Regions from separate parts of the Homo sapiens genome. Here region 1 is linked to region 2. A link is a contact called in ENCODE Hi-C or POLR2A ChIA-PET data. All regions are on one chromosome and are shown on one strand. Each heading gives the region's core, a stretch centred on a gene start or an enhancer-like site at or near the end of the contact. The rest is flanking DNA. Distances are from core to core; before and after follow the strand shown.

Region 1 (6,143 bases), core at 2,239-4,738, 330 kb before region 2:
GCTACTTGGGAGGCTGAGGTGGGAGGATCACTTGAGCCCAAGAGTTCAAGGCTGCATTGAGCTATGATTGCACCACTATACTCCAGCCTGAGCAACAGAGCAAGATTCTGTCTCAAAACATTATAATAATAAATACATTTTCTAAAAAAAGATGGGGTGGAGGGAGGTTGCAAATTCCCCCAATGGCCTGGTGGAGCTAGGGTGACTTCTGGGAACTGGGGTCTTTCGGCTCAGCTGTCACAAGGAATTAGGCTCTGCCCTGAGGTCCCGTGGGGGCCAGATGGAGATTAGACCTGGGCATTCGCCTGGTTGGCCCCCGCGGCGCAGCAGGGGGGGCGGTGGGAGGAGAGAGAGGCTGGATCTGAGGTCCCAGTGACCTGCCCCAGGGGACAGGGACCAAGGGGAGGCGGGAGATGGAGCAGGAGCTAAAAACCGGAAGAAAGGCCCAGAGATTCGAAGGGGTGAGGAGGGGTGGAGAGAGGAGAGACGGGGCTGGGGGCACAGACACGGGCAAAAGTGCTGCTATAGGGACACAGAAATGCCCACCCTGAGGGCAAGACCCTCGCCCAACTCCCCACCAATCCCTAATGCCTGCCCCACCGCAGGTGCTGTGGGGTGAGGGTGGTGCGTGGGCCCTGACCCCTGTGCCCACGCACATGTCCATGCGTGCGCCTGCGCGGGCATCTGAGGCGTGGATGCCGGCAGGGTGCGTGTGCAGCGCCTTTGGGTGTGGGCCACGAGTACGCCCATGTGCGCGTCTGCGCCCGCCCCTGCCAGCCCACACAATCCTCTTTTCTTGTCCTTACAATGCACAAGGGTGGCCTCCAGCACGAGCTCCACTTCTGTCCTCCCACCACTTCCCTCTCTGCAAGCGGCGTGAAGTCCTTCCTAGGACTCTGGGACAGAGACCCGGGCGGGACCCCCAAAATCCAGTGCTCCAGGACTTGGGGTGCGGGGGGCAAAGCACGAATGGAGGAATTTCAGGCACTGCGGAGGGTCAGGGCCCATGGGCGGGTGCCTGTCTGCCCTACTGCAAAAAGCGAGTGGCCACTGACTCCCCAAGTCCCCATGTTCTAGGCTCCTGGTGGAATTTCAGGCTGGGGACCTTGTGTTCTAGCCCCTGTGCAAGCAGCCAGCCCCGCTGCAGGGAGGCAGGGACAGACATCCTAAAAGATGATTCATTGTTGCCAGGTGCGGTGGCTCACGCCTGTGATCCCAGCACTTTGGGAGGCCGAGGTGGGCGGATCACGAGGTCAGGAGATGGAGACCATTCTGGCTAACACTGTGAAACCCTGTCTCTACTAAAATTACAAAAAAATTAGCCGGGCGTGGTGGCGGGCGCCTGTAGTCCCAGCTACTCGGGAGGCTGAGGCGGGAGAATGGCGTGAACCCGGGAGGCGGAGCTTGCAGTGAGCCGAGATCGCGCCACTGCACTCCAGCCTGGGCGACAGAGCGAGACTCCGTCTCAAAAAAAAAAAAAAGATTATTCATTGTTTATATGGAATTCAGATTTAGCCGGGCACCTGTATTGTATCGGGCAAGCCCACAAATGTCTGCTTCGATGCACCCCTCTGGGGTTGGGTGTGCCCCCTAACCCCCCAGCACAGTCCTGGCCACTCCAGTCCTGCTCCGGGGCTTAAAGAACACGGACTAGGTTGCTCAGTCATCGCCCACCCCCCGCACCGATTTCCCACCCTCTCAGCCCCGGCCAAGACAGAGATCATGGAAGCTTCATGGGACAGACAGGGAAACTGAGGCCTGAGGTTGCAAGTGGCGAAAGTGGCAGAGTCATGCTCTGAGGCTGGGTTTGTCTCGTTTCTGAGACCCCCTGTGGGAACAGACATCTCCTCCCCCACCAAACCCCAGGAGACAGACAGCCCCTCCTTCCCCAGGGCCACCCAGAGGCTCATTCTTTTGACAGCCAGGTGCACCAGCCCGGGGGGCAGGTGGGGACTAAAGATTTCCTCTCCCAACCACAAGCGTGACTGCCACCTGCTCTGGGGCTGGGAGTCCCCTGCCTGCAGGTCCGCCAGCAGCGCTGCCTGTCATTCCAGCGTCTGCAGTTCTCTCCCGGGGCTTCCGAGTTTGGGGGTGGAGCCACCGCTTGGGTAATAAATTTAGGCTGCCAGGCCCTGGGAATCGGTGACTTGGGCACCTCCTGGCGAGTGTGGGAGAAAGCGGCTGGACCTGGGCCAAACTTGGGTGAACGATGAAGGCAGGAAGAATGACCTTTAAGCCCGCCTCTGTCGCTCTCTCTCGGCCACCTGCTAATGATGTGACCTTGGGATGGTCCGTTTTGTCACCTGTCACATGGGGGTGGCCTTGACAGTAGCTGCTGCCACTCCATGGAGTGGGGTCCCCACACAGGCTTCGGATGCAGTAGGCTGCGGTACCTGCTGCTCCTCTGCATTCTGAGAAACCCAAACACCCCGATTCATTTCTTGGATAGGGAAACTGAGGCTCCACTGCACAGCGGGGCAGTGGGGATGGAGGGAGTCTGAAAAGCCCGGGGCCTCAGAGCAGACGTCGGGGCCTGAAGAGGGGGCTCTAGAGACCTATGACAACCTCACTAAAGAGGGATAGGGCATGGGAAGCAGCCCCCCAGTGCTGCCCAGAGAGGATGCACCAGTGTCCTGGGGCAGCCCAGCATAGGGGCGGGGTCCAGATAGATTTGCGATGGAGGACGAGGAGAATGGAGCAGCAATGGGGTGAGAGAGGGGCCCAGAGGAGGTGAGTTAGAGACCCCGGTCAGCTCAGCTCAAGGTGAGACGGGCTGGAAAGCGGCCCAGAAAGGATGGACCAGGTTCTGGGCAGCCAATATAGGCTCAGGGTTCAGAAAGGGGTTTTGGACCAGCGTAGGGGTGTGAGTGTGTACGTGCCCCCCAGTGCCGCCCAGAGAGGGTGCATGAGCAGCTCAGCAAGAGGGTGGGGAAATTTGGGACCTGGGAGTGAGACGAGAAGCCGTCTAGGCCTGGCGTCCCAGCAAGGGTCTTCGTTTGCAGGGGTACAGAGAGGGTAGGGGGCTCCCTCCCACCCCCTGCACCCACTGACCCCCCCTCCTTTCTCTTCCTCCCCTCGCAGACCGTGCACTCCTGCAGGGGGCCCCGGATGCGATGGAGCTGCGCGAGCTGACGCCCTGGGCTGGGCGGCCCCCAGGTCCGCGCCGTCGGGCGGGGCCCCGGCGGCGGCGCGCGCGTGCGCGGTTGGGGGCGCGGCCTTGCGGGCTGCGCGAGCTGGAGGTGCGCGTGAGCGAGCTGGGCCTGGGCTACGCGTCCGACGAGACGGTGCTGTTCCGCTACTGCGCAGGCGCCTGCGAGGCTGCCGCGCGCGTCTACGACCTCGGGCTGCGACGACTGCGCCAGCGGCGGCGCCTGCGGCGGGAGCGGGTGCGCGCGCAGCCCTGCTGCCGCCCGACGGCCTACGAGGACGAGGTGTCCTTCCTGGACGCGCACAGCCGCTACCACACGGTGCACGAGCTGTCGGCGCGCGAGTGCGCCTGCGTGTGACCCTACCTCACTCGGCCGGCGCGGCGGCCACTCCCCCCGCCTCGACGGCACCACTGGCCGGCCCCGCGAAAGACTGCGCGTGCGTAGAGCACGCCGGCGCGGCCCCGGGACTCTCGCGATAACTGTACTGAGATAAAGTGTGGCAACTCGAGCTGGCTGGTGATTCATCCTCGGCGAGGGGCTCGCGTGTGGGCCACGTCGCCGTCTCCACCGGGAAAGCGGGGACCAGTGGGGGGGGCCCAGCTGCAGGGTAGTGGGAGGATGCTGTTTGCTTTGGGGGAAGGGTAGATGCAAAGTGGGTCCAGTTTATGGCGGACAAAAAGGAAAATGGGGTGAATGGGGCTATGTTGGCAGGGACCGTCCTTCCTGCCTCCCTACGGGTCCCTCTGCCCGTCCCGAGCGTGTTCCGGTCCGCACCTCTTCGCTGTGTGGGCTTCTGGGGAGGGGAAAGGGAAGCTACGCTCGGATGAAGAGACCGAGGTCTAGGTGGACCCCGTTTCCCCAGCTTGTTCCCTTCCGCACCTCTCCGCGGTGCGGGCTTCTGGGATGAAGACACTGAAGTCTAGGTGGGCCCAGTTTCCCCAGATTGTCGCTGACTGCACCTCTCGCTTCTGGGATGAAGAGACTGAGGTCTAGGTGGACCCAGTTTCCCCAGCTTGTTCCTGACTGCACCTCTCTGCTGTGTGGACTTCTGGAGAGGGGGAAAGGGGGAGACACTGTGGGTGAGGAGCCTGAGATCCAGGTGGAATCAGTTCCCCAGCGTCTCCCTGTCCGCACTGATCCCGCTATGTGGGTTTCTAGGAAGGGGGAGCCACTCTGGGGGTGAGGAGAGTGAGGTCCAGGTGGACCTGGGCCTCCCTTATCCGACGGCCTCCTCGGGCCGGTCTTCGCCCACCAGGGTGAGCTGAAAGCCACTATCTCCTTCCACCAGCTACTAAAAATACCCGCACGCTGCCCACCTCCCGGCGGGGAGAGGCCTGGGGCGGGCGCCAGCCCCATCCAGCCCGAAGCCGGCGCCTGCTGGTGTAGAGCTGGGTCCCCAGAGACCTGGGTCCTCGGCCCATAAAAGCCCTGGCCGGGCCTCCACGGGGGGGATTTACGACGAGCCCCTGCGGAGTATGGAAAAAGCCCGGCTCGGTGTTTAGATTTCCCCACGGTGTCACCTTGATGCTTGGCAGGCCTCGGGTGTTGGGTTGCCAGAGCGCGGGAGGGGTCGGCGGGTCCCACGGTCGGTCTGAGGGGCGGGGAAGGGGCGGGCACTGCGAGCCCAGAGCAGGCACCGGCGAGGCGAGACTCCTCCCCTCCTGCCCCTCAGACTGGGGGTTCCCAAGGCTACAACCCTTCTCCTTAGCTGGGCCCCCTCCCCTCCTTCCCACACGTCTGCCCTTAGGACCACCCTCTAACCACAGTGTCCCTTCCCAGGCTCAGCCCGCATCCCCCCACCCCCCGCAAAGCTGGAGGGCGCAGATCGGAAACCGCCCCCAGGGAGAATCACCCAGCCATGAAGGAACATCCCTAGCCCCTGGCTCCCGGGGACCCACAGCTACAGCTGGAGACACTCAAGGCGGCTAATCAGCAGGACTTCCAGGGAGCCCTGAGAGCAGGGCTTGGCGGCCAGGCGGGTGATCTGCTTGGGAAGCAGTTTCAGGGCTGCCGCTGGCTGGGGTCCCCGCCTACCCCCGCAGTCTTCTGACTCTGAGGTTTAAGGTGGTGGATTCCTCCACCCTTTGGGCCGACTCAGCCCGGCCTCCGCAGAGAGGCCGGAGTTCCCAGACGCTGCGGAAGCCCAAGTGACGCTTACTCCGAGCCTCAGTTTCCCCATCCTAGATGGCCTGGCCTCAGAGAGGAGTGTTGTTCAGCCCAGGACACACAGCGAGAAAGCTGACCATCAGGGGTCTGCCGCCCCCCCGAAGCTCCCCTGCCACAGTGTGCATGTGTGTGTGAGTGTTGCCCACCCTCCGGGGCCTCCCGGACCTCGGCCTTCCTGTCTCCCACCCAGATCCAGCGTCCCAACCACAGGGCGCGGGCCCAGCCCACCAGGGAATTGGAACATAAATAAACCGAGAAGCCCCTGCAGTTCCCTGGGGCTGCGGTTGTCATCAGCGCATCGGCACACCGGATGAGGGTCTCTCTCACACACACACACAAGCACACTCACAAGACACAGAGATCACCACCCATAAGGGCTCAGCAGGCAGGACCCATGATCCTACACAGTCACCTTCCACACAGAATTGCACACTCAGAAAGGGACACTCCCCCCTTTTTTTTTTTTTCTTGAGACAGTCTCACTGTGTCGCCCAGGTTGGAGTGCAGTGGTGCGATCATGGCTCCCTACAACATCTGCCTCCTGGGTTCAAGCGATTCTTGTGTCTCAGCCACCTGGGTAGCTGGGATTACAGGCACCGGCCACCGCACCCAGCTAATTTTTTTTTTTTTTTTTTTTTTTTTTGAGACAGAGTCTCGCTCTGTCGCCAGGCTGGAGTGCAGTGGCGCGATCTCGGCTTACTGCAACCTCCGACTCTCTGGTTCAAGCGATTCTCCTGCCTCAGCTTCCCAAGTAGCTGGGATTACAGGCATGCACCACCACGCCCGGCAAATTTTTGTATTTTTAGTAGAGACGGGTTTCACCATATT
Region 2 (6,566 bases), core at 2,979-5,478:
TCCGCCCGCCTTGGCCTCCCAAAGTGCTGGGATTACAGGCGTGAGCCACCGCCCCGAGCCCGGGCTAACTTTTAAAACATTTTTTGGGCCAGGTGTGGTGGTTCATGCTTGTAATCCGGGCACTTTGGGAGGCCAAGGCAGGCAGAACACCTGAGGTCAGGAGTTTGAGACCAGTGTGGCCAACATGGTGAAACTCCATCTCTACCAAAAAATACAAAATTTAGCCGGGTGTGGTGGCATGCACCTGTAGTCCCAGCTACTGGGGAGGCTGAGGCTGAGGTGGCAGGATCGCTTGAACCTGGGAGGTGGAGGTTGCAGTGAGCCAAGACTGAGCCACTGCACTCCAGCCTGGGTGACAGAGAGAGACCCTGTCTCAAAACAAACAAACAAACAAAAACCATTTTTTTTTTGTAGAGACAGAGTCTTGCTATGTTGCCCAGGCTGCTGTTGAACTTCTGGCCTCAATTGATCTTCCTGCCTCAGCCTCCCAAAGTGCTGGGATTATAGGCATGAGCCCCCATGCCCAACCTTAAGCCCCCACTTAAGTAAAAGTATTAATATATTTATGTATTATTTTATATACATCCCACTGCTAATTATTTTTTCTTTTAGAAGTGTGATGATTTCAAGCCCATGCTACTATATAATTTTCTTCATTTCTTGTCATTGTCTTCATTTCTAGATGCTTTTGTTGTTCTCTTCTATTTCTTGCCTAAGTTCTATCCCTTCCTGTTTCATTTTTTTCTAGTGTCCTGCTGTCTCTTCCCTGAGTGCTTGTATGTTTGCTTTGTGTTCTTCCTTTCTAGCTGTGTTTGCTTCATTACATTTTTAGTTTTATGTTGGAATGTTTGGTTACAATTTTCTTTTTTTTTCTTTTTTTTTTTTTGAGACAGAGTCTCGCTCTGTCGCCCAGGTTGGAGTGCAGTGGCACAATCTCAGCTCACTGCAACCTCTGCCTCCCAGGTTCACGTCATTCTCCTGCCTCAGCCTCCCGAGTAGCTGGGACTACAGGTGCCTGCCACCATGTCCAGCTAATTTTTTGTATTTTTTTAGTAGAGACAGGGTTTCACCATGTTAGCCAGGATGGTCTCGATCTCCTGACCTCGTGATCTGCCCGCCTCGGTCTCCCAAAGTGCTGGGATTACAGGCATGAGATACTGCACCTGGCCTTGGTTACAATTTTCTTTTGCATTGTGTTGAAATTATCCAGTGAGTTTTATTTGTGTACAGTGAAATTTAGCTGCTGTCTTACGTTTTTTTTTTTTTTTCATTGTAGTGTCTTTGTATGGCTATTGTCGAAACTTTAAATTTCCTACATGTTTGAATGAGCTGCAGTTTGCTGTATCAGCTTTTGGCAGGAGGGTCCTGGAGAGGAGGGGAGTCCCTGGGAGGGGTGAGCCTAGATGGCTAGGTTCATTTCAGCTCAAGGACCACTGTGACTGTTTCTTGAATACATGATTTCATGACTCTGAGTCACTCATTTCTTCACTTTTTCACATCTCTGGAGTCGAGATGTGTCTTTTCATTGATGGCATTCTCTGATCACTACTGGCCATATGTTTTCTCACATTTTATTCTCTCCGAAATTTGGGTACAGTTTCCAGATTCAATGAAATCCTAGCTAGACTCAGTGAAATACAACACTTTCTCCTGCCTGGCTTCCTTTGACTCCTAATTCCTGACTTGGTTCAGGAAGGACAGACCTCCACCTCTGGCCTAGAGCTTTTAAAAATTCTTTTCTTTTTTCTTTTTCTTTTCTTTTCTTTTTTTGTTTGTTTTTTTCTTTTTTTGAGACTGTCTCACTTTGTCGTCCAGTCTGGAGAGCAGTGGCGCCATCTTGGCTCACTGCAACCTCCACCTCCCAGGTTCAAGTGATTCTCATGCTTCAGTCTCCCAAGTAGCTGGGACTACAGGTGCACACCACCACACCGGGCTAATTTTTGCATTTTTTGTCAAGACTGGATTTCGCCATGTTAGCCAGACTGCTCTTGAACTCCTGGCCTCAAGTGATCCAATGGCCTTGGCCTCCCAAAGTGCTGGGATTACAGGCATGAACCACTGCTCACAAAATTACTTTCTTAAGTGATGCATCGGTGGTTCCCAAAACTCATGTCATACCTGTTTGTCCTCTTCCTAGCAGAACACACTATGGGGTGGGTGCTGGTGGGTGGGTGGGGTCCTTCTTCCAGCTGGGAATGCTGGCTTAATTTGAGTTTTCCATAACTGGAAAATGCCACATACACAACCTTCCCCTCTACACCCACCTGGCTGCTGTGGATTTCTGTCCTGGTTCTAGCAGGTCCAGCATTAAGTGAATAAAGCAATATCTGAATTATTTCTGACTCCTAGTTTCATTGAAGGTGAAGTCTGTGGAGGATTTATTGTTCCAGTTGCTAGGTCTAGAAGATTCAAAACCAGGTTCCTGACATGCTTCTCCCAAATTGGATGCCCAGCTCCACTTGGAGATCTTTATTTGGGGGAGTAATCACAGATCCTCCTCTGCTTATAATCCTCTAATTCTCTAGCGGTTTTCTGTTGGAGTTAAATAAACTCCAAACTCCTCATCTTTGCCTCCAAGGCTCCGCTGATCTGGGCCTCACCATTCTTTCATGCCCCCTCCCCTATCATACTCTCTTGGGTCCCCACTCTGGCCATCCTGGACTTTTTGTATCCCTCAGACATCCCAAGCTGTTGCCTGCCCCAGGCTCCTTGAATGTCTGTTTCTTCTTCTCTCTGGAAAACTCCTGTCCAGCTGCTATACGGGCTTCTGCCATCTTTTCTCTCCAATGCATGCCAGAGGCGTGGTTATGATTAGCAAAATGGATGTTGCAAGTAACTTTTTCATTGGATTGGCTAGAAGTGTCATAGAGAGACCCCATCCCGCTTTCTTTGGCATGAACAGAGTATAAAAATCTCGCAGGGGCCGGGCGTGGTGGCTCATGCCTGTAATCCCAGCACTTTGGGAGGCTGAGGTGGGCGGATCACGAGGTCAGGAGATCGAGACCATCCTGGCTAACACAGTGAAACCCCATCTCTACTAAAACTACAAAAAATTAGCCAAGCATGGTGGCGGGCGCCTGTAGTCCCAGCTACTCGGGAGGCTGAGGCAGGAGAATGGCATGAACCCAGGAGGCGGAGCTTGGAGTGAGCTGAGATAGCGCCACTGCACTCTAGCCTAGGTGACTGAGTGAGACTCCGTCTCAAAAAAAAAAAAAAAGAAAGAAAGAAAAGAAAAAAGAATCCCGCAGGTCACCTGAACCTTACCGTGCTAGGTATGGGTAGAGGGCTCTGCACTTGTCCAGGTTCCAGCCAACTTCATGAAGGATTTTTATTGCCTGACTCCGAGTAAAAGGTTAGCTAAATCTGGGCTGCAAGGTGCAAAGTCCTGGAAAAGGAAGAGCCATGAGGGACTTCTTTTAGCTCATCAACCAAGATCCACAATTCTGTGTAGCATAATTTGGTCAGAGATGTGTTGTCTCGGGCAGACTATTGTCATCCTCTACCGACACTGTTGGAAGCTACTGATATGGACTACAAAGAATCCAGGAGTCCTGAAACCAAGTCATTTGGAGTCAGTCAAGACCAATAGCAGCATTTTATAGTGTGGGCAGGGGAAGAAAAGAGGCTGGAGGCTGGGCACAGTGGCTCACGCCTGTAATCCCAGCACTTTGGGAGGCCGAGGCGGGGGGATCACCTGGGGTCAGGAGTTCGAGACCAGCCTGGCCAATACGGTGAAACCCCGGCTCTACTAAAAATACAAAAATTAGCTGGGCATGGTGGCACATGCCTGCAATCCCAGATACTCAGGAGGCTGAGGTGGGAGAATGGCTTCAACCCGGGAGGCGGAGGTTGCAGTGAGCCGAGATTGGGCCAATGCACTCCAGCCTGGGCGACAGAGCAAGACTGTGTCTCAAAAAAAAAAAAAGAGGCTAGAGTTGCTGGAGAGAGCTTACTTAGGACATCTAACCCAGCTTTAGTCTTTCCCAGGGCTGGGTTGCCATGAAGCCCACAGGGAACTTTCTTTCAGATTCCACAGAGCAGCCTAGAGCCCCTAAAAGCGATCATCCAGTACAGACTGCCAATGAAGAAGAACAACAACTTGTACTCTGTAAGTGTGGGAGGTGGGCACTGGGGAAAGGGGAGGGCGGGGCCTTGCAAGAAAAGTGGGCGTGGCCTAAGTGGAAGGTGAGCAGAGGGAGGAGGTCGGACCTGGCAAGGGTGGGAACTCTCAAAGGAAGTAGGTGGGGACTCTCAAAGGAAGTGAAAGGTGAGGAAAGGAAGTGGGTGGGGCCTTGTGAGGAAAGTGGGTGTGACCTTTCAAAGGACGTGAAATGTGAGCAGAGGGAGGGGGTGTGACCTTACAAGGGAAGTGGGTGTGGCCTTTCAAAGAAAGTGGGAGGTAAGCAGAGATGGAATGGGGCCTCACAAATGTGGTAGGTGGGGGTTTGCAAAGGGATGTGGGTGGGGCTTCATAAATGTAGTGGGTGGGGCTTTGCAAAGGGAAGTGGATGTGGCCTTTGCAAAGGGAAATGGGAGGTGAGCAATGCGTGGGGGCCTAGCAAAAGGACGTAGGCGGGACCTTTGGGACGCATTTTTCCCTTCTGGCATGAAGGGACTGATTAATGAACAGTGTCTGTTCTGGCTAATTACTGCTGGGCAACAAATCACCACCAAAACTGGTGGCTAAAAAAAATCAGTCATTTTGTTATTAATTTTTTCCCAAGAACATTAAGATAATTAAACAATATACTAAAAAGTTGAAAATTATGTTAAAACTAACAACATTAAGTTTAAATATTTTATTTATACCCAAGCCAAAATTTGTTATAACAATGACTAAGACAACCAATTAGAATTGCAGACTTCTCAGGAGATCGAGACCATCCTGGTCAACATGGTGAAACACCGTCTCTACTAAAAATACAAAAATTAGCTGGGCATGGTGGTACGTGCCTGTAGTCCCAGCTACTCAGGAGGTTGAGGCAGGAGAATCGCTTGAACCCGGGAGGCGGAGGTTCCAGTGAGCCGAGATCACACCACTGCACTCCAGCCTGGCAACAGAGTGAGACTCTGTCTCAAAAAAAAAAAAAAAAAAAGGCCGGGCGCCAGTGGCTCACACCTGTAATCCCAGCACTTTGGGAGGCCGAGGCAGGCGGATCACGAGGTCAGAAGATCGAGACCATCCTGGCTAACACGGTGAAACCCCGTCTCTATTGAAAATACAAAAAAATTATCCAGGCGTGGTGGTGGGCGCCTGTAGTCCCAGCTACTCGGGAGGCTGAGACAGGAGAATGGCGTGAACCCAGGAGGCGGAGCTTGCAGTGAGCTGAGATCGCGCCACTGCACTCCAGCCTGGGCAACAGAGCAAGACTCCGTCTCAAAAAAAAAAAAAAAAAAAAAATTACAAACTTTTTAGAGGTTCAAAGTGACCACTACAGCAACAGTCTTAAGTCTCGGATAACTTAAAAGACTACTTTGTTAGCAATAACACTTACAGCAGGGTTTCTCAACCTCCTTGCTGTTGACATTTGGGGCAGGTAATTCTCTAAGGAGCTGTCCGACGCCCTGTAGGATGTTGAGCTGCATTGCTGGCCTCCACTCACTGGATGCCAGGAATATATCCCCTGCCTCCCACTTGAAACAACCAAAAGTGTCTCCAGACACTGCCTAATATACCCTGGTGGGGGGAGGGTGGGCGGTGGTGGAGTAGTATCACCCCTGGTTGAAGACGCTAATTTATAGGGGAGAGTCACATAGAAGGGCATCTACTCCTCTGCAAGGGAGAGTAGAACCTACCATTTTAAGATTCTGTTTAGGCTGGGCACAGTAGCTCATGCCTGTAATTGGGAGGCTGAGGTGGACAAATAACCTGAGGTCAAGAGTTCGAGACTAGCCTGGCCAACATGGAGAAACCCTGTCTCTACTAAAAATACAAATAATAATAATAATAATAATAATAATAATAATAATAATAATAATCGCCCAAGCACAGTGGCTCACACCTGTAATCCCAGCACTTTGGGAGGCTGAGGCGGGCAGATCATGAGGTCAGGAGGTACAGACCATCCTGGCCAACATGGTGAAACCCCGTCTCTACTAAAAAATACAAAAAATTAGCTGGGCATGGTGGCATGCGCCTGTAGTCCCAGCTGCTCAGGAGGCTGAGGCAGGGGAATCACTTGAACCCGGGAAGCGGAGGTTGCAGTGAGCCGAGATAGTGCCACTGCACTCAAGCCTGGCGAAAGAGCGAGACTCCATCTAAAAAAAAAAAGGCTGGGTGTGGTGGCTCATGCCTGTAATCCCAGCACTTTGGGAAGCCGAGGTGGGTGGATAACCTGAGGTCAGGAGTTCGAGACCATCCTGACCAATATGGTGAAACCCCACCTCTACTAAAAATACAAAAATTAGCCGGGCGTGGTGGCACGCACCTGTAGTCTCAGCTACTCAGGAGGCTGAGAGAGGAGAATCACTTGATCCCAAGAGGCAGAGGTTGCAGTGAGCCAAGAGCAGTGAGCGGAGATCACGCCACTGCACTCCAGCCTGGGCGACAGAGCAAGACTCTGTCT

The links. Hi-C counts contacts between places; a loop is a spot of excess contacts on that map. ChIA-PET counts read pairs that join two places held with the same protein, here RNA polymerase II (POLR2A). Pooled maps may share reads with other maps.
Region 1: a pooled map shows a loop between it and region 2 (4-fold over the local background). The contact joins two enhancer-like sites. A Hi-C loop is called at or near these places in 1 of 50 pooled maps. POLR2A ChIA-PET finds 5 or more read pairs at or near these places in 2 of 52 experiments (GM10248 and activated CD4-positive, alpha-beta T cell).

Annotation. Positions count from the first base shown.
Region 1 is chr19:5,824,668-5,830,810 of GRCh38, forward strand. It overlaps NRTN (neurturin), which reads left to right. Exons shown (of 3, transcript NM_004558.5): 3 at 3,082-3,657. The coding sequence ends at 3,506. FUT6 (fucosyltransferase 6) reads right to left here. Exons shown (of 3, transcript NM_000150.4): 3 at 5,741-6,143. Among named protein-coding and RNA genes, the nearest start is that of FUT6, 12 kb to the right of the region's middle. RefSeq lists silencers at 2,031-2,325, 3,124-3,193, 3,364-3,693, 4,394-4,443 and an enhancer at 3,068-3,756. Within about 2 kb of position 3,489, at least 30 of the 41 ENCODE cell types and tissues checked have a DNase peak (open chromatin) inside an H3K27ac peak, as active enhancers do.
Region 2 is chr19:6,157,188-6,163,753 of GRCh38, forward strand. It overlaps ACSBG2 (acyl-CoA synthetase bubblegum family member 2), which reads left to right. Exons shown (of 15, transcript NM_030924.5): 6 at 4,028-4,108. The region is part of intron 2 of LOC105372255 (a long non-coding RNA gene); the gene reads right to left. Among named protein-coding and RNA genes, the nearest start is that of ACSBG2, 25 kb to the left of the region's middle. RefSeq lists a silencer at 4,298-4,357. Within about 2 kb of position 4,229, at least 4 of the 41 ENCODE cell types and tissues checked have a DNase peak (open chromatin) inside an H3K27ac peak, as active enhancers do.